3 separate regions of the Homo sapiens genome follow, and regions 1 and 3 are each linked to region 2. The links are chromatin contacts, found by Hi-C in ENCODE. All regions are on one chromosome and are shown on one strand. Each heading gives the region's core, a stretch centred on a gene start or an enhancer-like site at or near the end of the contact. The rest is flanking DNA. Distances are from core to core; before and after follow the strand shown. Region 1 holds the start of TBX18 (T-box transcription factor 18). Region 2 holds the start of TBX18-AS1 (TBX18 antisense RNA 1). Region 3 has its middle 71 kb from the start of TBX18-AS1.

What was found. Hi-C counts contacts between places; a loop is a spot of excess contacts on that map. Pooled maps may share reads with other maps.
Region 1: a loop to region 2 is called in a map of ascending aorta, with 2.6 times the contacts of the local background. The contact joins the promoter of TBX18 here to the promoter of TBX18-AS1 in region 2. A Hi-C loop is called at or near these places in 1 of 168 maps with a recorded cell type or tissue (ascending aorta) and 3 of 50 pooled maps.
Region 3: a pooled map shows a loop between it and region 2 (1.9-fold over the local background). The contact joins the enhancer-like site here to the promoter of TBX18-AS1 in region 2. A Hi-C loop is called at or near these places in 1 of 50 pooled maps.

What each region holds. Positions count from the first base shown.
Region 1 is chr6:84,762,922-84,766,249 of GRCh38, reverse strand. TBX18 (T-box transcription factor 18) reads left to right here and starts at 1,652. Exons shown (of 8, transcript NM_001080508.3): 1 at 1,652-2,360. The coding sequence starts at 2,069. All of the region lies in intron 1 of LOC124901353 (a long non-coding RNA gene), which reads right to left. RefSeq lists enhancers at 1,445-1,739, 1,751-2,334, 2,335-2,919.
Region 2 is chr6:84,687,650-84,690,746 of GRCh38, reverse strand. TBX18-AS1 (TBX18 antisense RNA 1) reads right to left here and starts at 1,289. Exons shown (of 3, transcript NR_125877.1): 1 at 1,186-1,289.
Region 3 is chr6:84,617,044-84,620,232 of GRCh38, reverse strand. No RefSeq gene overlaps it. Among named protein-coding and RNA genes, the nearest start is that of TBX18-AS1, 71 kb to the left of the region's middle. Within about 2 kb of position 1,277, at least 4 of the 41 ENCODE cell types and tissues checked have a DNase peak (open chromatin) inside an H3K27ac peak, as active enhancers do.

The sequences.
Region 1 (3,328 bases), core at 403-2,902, 75 kb before region 2:
AGGTTTGGCTGGGCGGCTTGCTCGTGCCTCTGCTCATCGCCTGCCAGGTTCCTACTCCCGCTGTGGTGTCCGGCCTCCAGGAACCGCGCGTTCTCTTCTACAATAAAAGGATCAGTCTCAGTGGCGGATCTACCCCCAAATGCTACTCTACTGAAAGTTTACAGAGAAGTCAGAGATAAAAGGGCAGCCAACGGTTGCGGAGATTGAATTAAACGAGGGACGAGGGAGAGGAAAAAATTCCTTTGTCATATATATATATATATATATACACACACACACATATGGAGACAGAGAGAGAGACAGAGACGGAGTCTTGCTGCGTCGCCAGGCTGGAGTACAGTAGCGCGATCTGGGCTCACTGCAACCTCCGCCTCCCGAGTTCAAGCGATTCTCCTGCCTCAGCCTCCCGAGTAGCTGGGACTACAGGCGTGCACCACCACGCCCAGCTACTATTTGTATTTATTTATTTATTTAGTAGAGACGGGGGTTTCACCATGTTGGCCAGGATGGTCTCGATCTCTTGACCTCGTGATCCGCCCGCGTAGGCCTCTCAAAGTGCTGGGAATACAGGCGTGAGCCACCGCGCCCGGCCTGCCGTGTATTTTATACAAAAGATGGAGTAATATGCACGATTAATTTTATTCCACAAGAGATTTGCTCTATTTATACCAAACATATATATATATATTTGTTAATCCTAACAAAAAGTCGAGTTGAAACTACAAAACAAATTGTACAAATATATATGTTTGGTGTCATTTAATTAAAAAGCACTGATTTTATTAAATTTGTTTTAAATACATCAATGGACTCCTTAAAAGCCTGAAGTAACGATTGTAAATTGTCAACAGTAGGACAAATATAAACTTACTTAAATCACAGAGAAGTTTTTCAAATGGGGAATTTTATTGCGTCTTCATACTTATTTCATTTTGCGAAGTTTTAAGGGGTTTTAAAGTTGTCCATATCGTTAAAGACGTACAGAATGAAAATCCCATGACCTACGTTTTAAAATAACTACCACTCTTTGAAAGAAAAGGTGGGCTGCGGAAAGGGCGTGCTTTTTCTGACATTTATATGACGGACTGAGCGTTAACGTAACATTTTGCACTCCTAAAGGATTTACATATTTCTTAACCTGGTATCCCCTAAGAAAAAAATCACGGAGTAAAGTTTAAATAAGCCTAAGCCATATCTGGCGCAGACTGAGTGCAGGAACATTTAAATGAGAAAGGAGGGGCCTGCGAATTCTTCCCAGCTTCCCAATATTCTGAGTTGTAGCAACATTAAGCGATACGGAAGTGGGACGGCAATTTACGGAACCTTGAAAGATTCCTGATTTTCTAACTTGTTGAACGTCTAGTTTAAAGCCGGGAACTTCCGCCTTTCCAGGTCCTGGTGAGGAAAGCTGGAGACTACGGGGCTGGACTCAGCTACGGACGTCAGAGAGACAGAGTTCAGCGTCCGTGTGGCTGGCACATCCAAGCCAGACAGCGGCGCTTTTCACTCCTGGTTTTTCGCTACCTTGTAAGGAAGTGGGCGCGGGCTGCGCGGAGTCGGCGCCTCCTGATTGGCCGGCCGTCTGGGTGATGGACAGGGACCCGGGCTCCGCCCCCGCCGCTTTATTGACACTAATGAGCAAGTTCTTCCCACCGCTCTCCTGCCTGGAAGTGCTGACAGATCAAGGCAACAAATTTCAATTACAATCCCTAATTTGTGTCCACAGAGTGTTTTTTACCCATGTTAGTCCTCTCTGGCGCATCAGTTGAGGCAGACCTCGGAGCAGCAGGAGGAGGTGGAAGGGGTGGGAGCAAAGGAGTGCATCAGTGAGAGAGCGCGCGAGAGAGACCCAGGAAAGGAGACTTGGCCGGCGCGTCGCCGGTTCCTGGATCCCAACACAAGCGAGAAAGCGGAAACGCCAAATCTGTTTTTTGCCCGCGGTGGGGAAGGGGGCAGATCTCGGGAGGCCCCGAGAGCCTTTTAGTTTTTGGTGGGGGAAGAGCGAGAGCGCGCGTGTGCCCGCGTGAGTGTATATGAGAGAGGGGCGGGCGGGCGCGGGGCGGGGGGGATGGCCGAGAAGCGAAGGGGCTCGCCGTGCAGCATGCTAAGCCTCAAGGCGCACGCTTTCTCGGTGGAGGCGCTGATCGGCGCCGAGAAGCAGCAACAGCTTCAGAAGAAGCGGCGAAAACTGGGCGCCGAAGAGGCGGCGGGGGCCGTGGACGACGGAGGCTGCAGCCGCGGCGGCGGCGCGGGCGAAAAGGGTTCTTCTGAGGGAGACGAAGGCGCTGCGCTCCCGCCGCCGGCTGGGGCGACGTCTGGGCCGGCTCGGAGTGGCGCAGACCTGGAGCGCGGAGCCGCGGGTGAGTGGGCCCCTTCCTGCCTATAACTTCTCTCCGGCGCGAACCTGAACTTCTGCGAGTCTGTGGGTGTGCGTGCGCGCCGCGTCCCTACATGGCCAAGGCCACTCAGCCACTAGCGCATTGGCCGTGTCAGTCGCAAAGCTCGCCGCGCAACCTGGTCACCCTCCAGACGGTTCAGATACTGCTTCCAGGCTCGCCTCGCGGGCGGCCGCCGCCCACTCGGCGACCCGCGCCTTCGGCCGCGGCTGTTTGCTGCGCCTAGCGGTGCAGCTCTGTGCTTCCTGCATCTGCCTCCCTTGGGGTTCCAGCCAATGGGTGCTCTTTTTTGTTTCCTAACTTTTAAAAGCACAGGGCGGGGAGGAGGGGAGCGACGGCATACCCCACCCTGAAACCGGAACGAATGCCCTAAACCGTTTGTGCAAACCAGGAAGAGGGCGGCATATTTGGAAACTTGGTTTCCCGAAGGGTAGTTGAGCGGTTCCCTTCCCTTCTCCTCTTGATTTCTCTGCCAAGGCCGACGGCGACCGCGGGCTTGCTTTTCACACTTTTCTCTGCTGGGCTGGAAGCGCAGGGCGCCGGGAGTTTGGCGAAAGCGGGGTCTGAAGAGCCTTCTAGAAGATGCCTCCGGCCCGGCCCAAAAGAAGGCCCAAAGCGAGGCGCCGCAGACGCTTATGGCTTAAGGAGGCCCAGGCTCTTGGGACCAGAGTCCGGGCGCTTTTGCTGCTTGCGCTTCGAGGCGCAGGTTGCGTCGGAGTTTGCACTGGGGACTCTGGACCCGGGAGCTCCTCTGACTCCGTCGGGCAAGCGTCCCAGACCCCGGCGGCGGCGTGAAGCCTTTTCTGCTGGGGCCTTGGCCCTGCGGAGGCCCAGCGGGTGGGGTGGACGCTGCCCGCGCGCCTCTCCCGGGCTTGGGACTTGGGGACCAAGCAGGCCACACTGGAGCTCTGAATGCGCCCCTTCGACAGGCA
Region 2 (3,097 bases), core at 40-2,539:
TCCATGGTGTAAATAGTCCCACCATGAATGATTTCAAGCTACCTACATGAAGTCACTGAACTTCATATTGAGCAAAGGATCAGAAGTGAAAGGAAAGGAATCGGAAAGGATACCTAGAAGGACATACCAACGAGATCAAAGGAAAACTAAGAGAGTGCTGTATTCTGAAAGCTAAGTTAATAAAGTGTTTCAAGGAGGGAGGGAGTGATCATATTAATGGAGAATATTAGTACTCACTAAATATCCATGTTTATTTCATTGATATGAACCTCCTTATGTTAGGTTGGTGTTGTGTGACTAGATTCTGGCTAATGGGGTGGATATCACAGTCCTTCCTGACTTTAAGTAATTAGAAGGAACCAAGGGCCAACCTACTGAAATAGAAGATTCCCCCGTGGCTAGCAAAGTTATATAAGACTCCAACAGACATTTTATGATGTCTACTGTGTCCTGGGCACAGTGCTACTCCCAAAGAATAAAACAGTGAGTAAAACAGGAATTTTGAAATGATTGTGTAGCAGTTATACTCTTGTTTCAAGTGTTTTCAAGTCACAAGACCATGTAGCTCAGTTCTATAAACAACTACTTTAACAGTGGCATATTCCCAAAGGATCATTCTTTATGGGTACCAGAGTATAGCAATACATGTATGTCCCTTCTCTTATTCCTTCTCTACATCAAGCAAACATAGCCCTAGGCACTGAAACATAGCCCCAGGCTTCTCTAGAAACTAATTTCTTCAGTGTTGAAGGCCATTGATCTCTACTGCTTTTTTGTTTTGCTATAGTGAGTCACATTGTACTTCAGTGCTGGCAGTGGTTAGGTCCTGTATCAGGTGAGATAAAAACACGAATACACTTGCACATTAATACATGAACATAAATGTACACAAAATTTCAATGGCCTCAAGTCACATAAAAATAGATTCATATTCATTAGTGTAGTGTATGAGGTCTGGAATGGACCCACCCAGAGTGTAGGCTTATCAGAATGGTGTCTGTATAGCTTACCAAATTCCACATGAGTAGAGCTAGAGGAAATCTGAGAGATCATTCAATCCAGTGTTTATCAAACATTCTTCTAGACACAATACATAGAACTATATTTTAAGACACACACATGCACACACAAAAACAGAAACACACACACACCTAACTGAAACAAAAGTCTCAGGAAAGAATATACCATGCAGAAGAGGACTCCAGTCTGCTGGCTGGGTCAGAGCCCAGCTGAGGCAGGCAGGGGATATAAGGAAGAACCAGCACCCCTTTCTCCTCAGGCACCCCTACACCCACACTAGGTCTCTCCTGATGAATTGAGGTGGACAGTGACCTCACAATGCACTTAAAGGGCAGGACAACTGACAGCATCCTATACAATGGACTGTGGAGCTGTGTCTGGGTGGCACTGTCTACAGCTTGTACCACCTTGGCTGGGTTTTCTTCTAGAAGAAGTGAGATCAAGAAGCCTGGTAGACCTGGGGAAGTTGTAAAAACATCAATGAATGCTGGCTTCTGTGAACACCAATAAAAAAAAAATGAAGCAGTGTGATATTTTCTATCCTGTCCTGTCCTAAGCTATCTTATCCTATGTTCCATCCCATCCCATCCCATCCCATCCCATCCCATCCCATTCCCTACTTTATCCCTTATCTTATCCTCTTTCCTTTCCAAGCATTGCCTGTTGCAACTGACTAAATTGACTTTATGTCCCACAAATGGCTCCAAATCACAGTGTGAAAATACTGTTTTAGACCAACCCCCTAATTTAATGGAAAGAAAAACTGAAGCTTAGCGACAACAAATAGTTTTTCAAGGTCACAGTTATTGCAGAGCTAGGACCAGAGCCTAGGTACCCTGGTCCAGAGGGTTTTGTTCTTATTGGAGGGCTATCTGCACCTCTCTTTGAATCTCTTGGAATAGGGAGATAAGGAGAAGAAGGAAACATAAATTGATGGCTATGCCCTGCCTTCTCCGTTCTGCTTATCCCTGGTCAAGGTTGCCAGAGAATTCAGGCCCTTCAGAGCCAGCTGAGATGTGCTGAATGCTAAGTGATTCCTCATCTGATTCCTTGCTCCAGAATACAGGGACTTGAAGACAGACTACATTTTTCCTGAGCGAGACAATTTGGTCTCAAGGGAAACCAAACTGTAGCACAGAATGTGAGGTGAGTTTGCCCTTGCCCTTTCATTTATCTTCCTTTAATCAAACAGACTAAACGTTTTCATTGGAAAGAGAAGATTGTTATCCTTGGCTTTCTTGTGTCTCCAGCAGTATTTTTCTTAGGAATGTGTTAATAGCTGTAAAAATTTTAACACGTCTTCAAGTGCCTCTCATGTTAGGAGATTCTTCTCAGTTGTGGGAAAAGTTGTTGTCAGATTGCCCAGTATTTAAGTGAAATCAAAATGTTTCTGACAGGTTGATTATGCTCTTTCTTCAAATGCCCTGTCTTTTCAGAGTATGCAGCCAGATGCTTCGGAGGGAGAGACATTTTTCTTGCCAATCCCGATTCCTTCAGTCCTCAATCACTCCCCAGAAAGTTAGGCTCAAAAGACGGTTAACTTCAGGAAAAGTTAAGAAAAGATTTGGGTGTTTTCAGTTTCAAGATAGTGTGGTGCTTGGCCCTTTTGTAAAGAGCTTATTTGCTCTGGTCACCAAACTTCTTTACCTTTATGTTTTGTTTAAAGAAACAAGAACATTTAAGTAACAAATATGGAGTGTGTTACGTAGAAGGCAGTTCCAGAAGAAGTTGAGAGCCAAATGTGCAAATATAGGAGGGAGATTCCTAAAAATTGCTGTTAAAGTTTTTGTTACCCCAAAATTTATTAATTATTTAATGGAAATAAAAGAGGAAAGGAGGAACATGAATTCATCTAAGATTACATATTCCTGAGTGTTACATTGAAAGAGAAAATTGGCTCTGAAAGTGGGATACCTTTGCTTTGAGAGAACAATTAAGCAAAGCCCTTCTTCCCCTGTCTGCCTTGCTGAGTTTTCTCTATGACGTTTCCTGTTCGAGTGTCCACATGCTTCCCTTCTAACACCTCCCCTTTCTTTCTTGTTCTACAGAGAGAGCAACAATAGGATGGAATGCATAA
Region 3 (3,189 bases), core at 28-2,527, 71 kb after region 2:
AATAATGATTATCAGAAGCTGGAGAAGTGATGGGGGAGGGGATGGGGACAGGTCGGTCAACAGGTAAAAGTTACAGTTAGGATAGAGGAATAAGTTCTGATGTTCTATTGCACAGCAAGGTAACCATAGTTAACAAACAAGTAATTTCAAAATAGCTAGAAGAGAGGATTTTGAATGTTTCAACCACAAAAAATAATAAATATTTGAGGTGATGGACCTGCTAATTACTTTGATTTGATGGTTATGCAGTGTACACATATATCAAAACATCACATTGTACCCCATAATGTGTATAATTATTATGTGTCAACTAAAAATAAAATTAAACTTAAAAAAAAGGACAAGGACAGCATGCTCCCACTTATTTGTGGAATACAAAATACTTGAACACATAGATAGTGGAATGGCAGTTACCATGAGTTGGGAAAAGGATCTGGATGGGGAAGAGGAGATGTTGATGAAAGGGTACAAAATTTCAGTCAGACAGGAAGAGTAAGCTTTAGTGACCTATTGCACCAAATGGCAACTATAATACATAATAATGCTTGTATATTTCAAAATTACTAAAATAGTAGATTTTAAATATTTTCACTGCAAAAAAATGATGAGTATGTGAGGTGATACATTTGATAAAACTTGATTTAGTATTCCGCAATGTAAACATGTATCGAATTATCACATTATACTCCATAAATATGTAATATATACAATTATTTTTGTCAATTAAATAATGAGAATAAAAGGGTCAGGGATTCTCAGTGTTGGCTGCTTGCTGATATCATGCTGAAATGTGGATCTCCTCAACGTTGTCGGGTCTCTCGACTGTTAAAGAGAAGTCAAATATCTGTATTTTCAGGTGAATTATCTGATTTTAAAAAATTTGTAACTAAATATTTTTTAAACCCTCACAGCCCCCCTAGCAAAGTCTACTGGAGTGATTTGACTCACTCTGTTTCAGAATTTTCTTACGGCATTTCATTCATTGTTCTAAATAGGTGACTCAAGGGTGTTTGCTAATTAATGATCCTAGAATCACCCCACACTCTGCCAGTGTATAACATATTCAGTGCTCGGTCTCTTAAAATGTTTGGGGTTTTGATAACTGTGTAAAACAAACCTGCCACATTCCCTCATAATCAGGAACTCGCCTCTGTTGAAAACGCCTTGGTGATGCTGAAACCTAAATGTCCTACGCTCCATTTCTCTTGGGACTATCAAACTGAGTGCAGCCTGACTGCAGCAGCTCAGCCGCAATCAGCTGCAATCTCAGTAATGCCCTTCTCTGCAGGGAGTCACTGGGAGGCCTGGAAGTAAGAGAGAGTTTAACAGCTCCTGGGATGCAGAGCATTGAGGCAGTTTCTTCTGAAAGTCCATAAAACAAATCGTGTGGGCCTTTTTTCTTCTTTTTCATCATGTTTTCATGTGAAAAAAAAAATGCTATGGCCCAATTCTCCCTTAGACTGATTTGGAAAAATTGCTCTTCACCCTTCCAGTCTTCTTCCTTCTCTTCCCCTCCTGTGTTCTGGTTCTGGTTCTCTTCACGTTAGGAAGTGGTGATAAAACTGTGTATCTTACAACCCACCAGCACTTGACTGGCACTCTAGAGGGTCACAGAGTAAATAGGTGTCTGATAAAACGTGTGTCTGAAGACCTTGGCAACCTTTGAAAGCCTGTGTCAGAGGGCTGGGCTTGTGCTTCTAGGGAAGCTTGTTGTAACAGGCGGTGTACTTTCTCCTTTCATCAGCTTCTGTAGTAGCTTGATAGCATTTTTAGAAGTTCATTTAGGGGACGATATGAGTGAAGTTTTGAACAAAATCAAGGCTACTTTTCCTCTTTTCTGAGTGCGATGTCTTTAGAACTTGCTAATTAGAGAGCAGGCAACAAAGAGATGCCTGAGTCATTGTCTCCAAAGATAGTAAAACTAAACTCTGAAGAAAAATATGTTTTTGGAAATGCTCACAACTTAGTCACTCTTTTAAAATACAATTGACGTAACCACTTTTCCTTTTGGGCCTCTCCTGAAACAACAGTTAAATACATGAGTCAAGCCAAAGGCTCATTTTCCCGTTTGCTGGGCATGATGGGGTAATTGCCCAGACTCTCATTAAACGGTTCCAATTTTGGTGCTGATTCCAAAGGTCTCCAGGTAGATCCAGAAGTCCTTTGGACAAGCAAAATTTTGCCAGCAATGATGATTTATTTTTAGAAAGAGAAGCAATGAGTTTCCTTCTGAACAGAAAATGCAGCATGAAATCAAAAGACCTGGGTTGGAAATCTGGCCCTGCTCTTTATTACAATAGCTGTGTGTCTTTGGGCTCTTTAACATTTATGAGTCTATTTTCTTAATAATATAATTGGGATAATAATTCCTAACTGACAGGGTTGTTGTGAGAATTAAATGAGATAATTGAGAAAGTGCCTAGGGCTTGGGAAAAAGCAGGTGCTCAATAAACGCACATTCATTCATTCATTCTTTCATTAACATGCCAAACAAACAATATTTCTCAACAAAAATTGGCACTATTTGATCTTAATGAGTAACATAAATTTAAAAAAGGACAAAGTTGATTATTTATAGTATTTTAATTCCTTTGTGTTTTATTAGATTTTCCTTTAGTATTTTAAGAGATGTCCTTCCTTTAGGACTCATTAAGGGTTGTCTTCCCTTTCTTAATGCCTCATATTGCTGCCTACCATTTGCTCTAGGTTATTTTGTTTATTAACCTTAAAACTACCTATAAATATTACATTCATTTTTATATTCTTTGTAGATATATTCTCTTGAAGGATATATGTTTATTTTAAGGGAAGTCATTGAGTCCATTTGCCTTTTGGAAGGTTGTCCCACTCTTCCAACCCAACCTATCTTAGCAATAAGTTTGCACCATCAGTCATGAACCTGGCCATACTCACAGAAGTTGGTGTATTCTCTTTGAAAGATTTTCAGGAATGCTGGTGCCACACTTTTCTTCAAGGGTGGATTCCAATGTTTCATTTTCCTGACAGGCAAATGTTTCTTTTGTAGTTTAGATGGTTGCCCTAAGTCTATCCAGGTTGCTGAGTGTTCAATTTAACCCCATTAGTGGTTTTGATCACATTTAGTTGAAGTTTAGATAGAATTCTTAGACTCACCTTTCTGCTAATACTTTCTGTCTCAGTCTAATTATTTGCTACTTTGTGTTTTGTGCT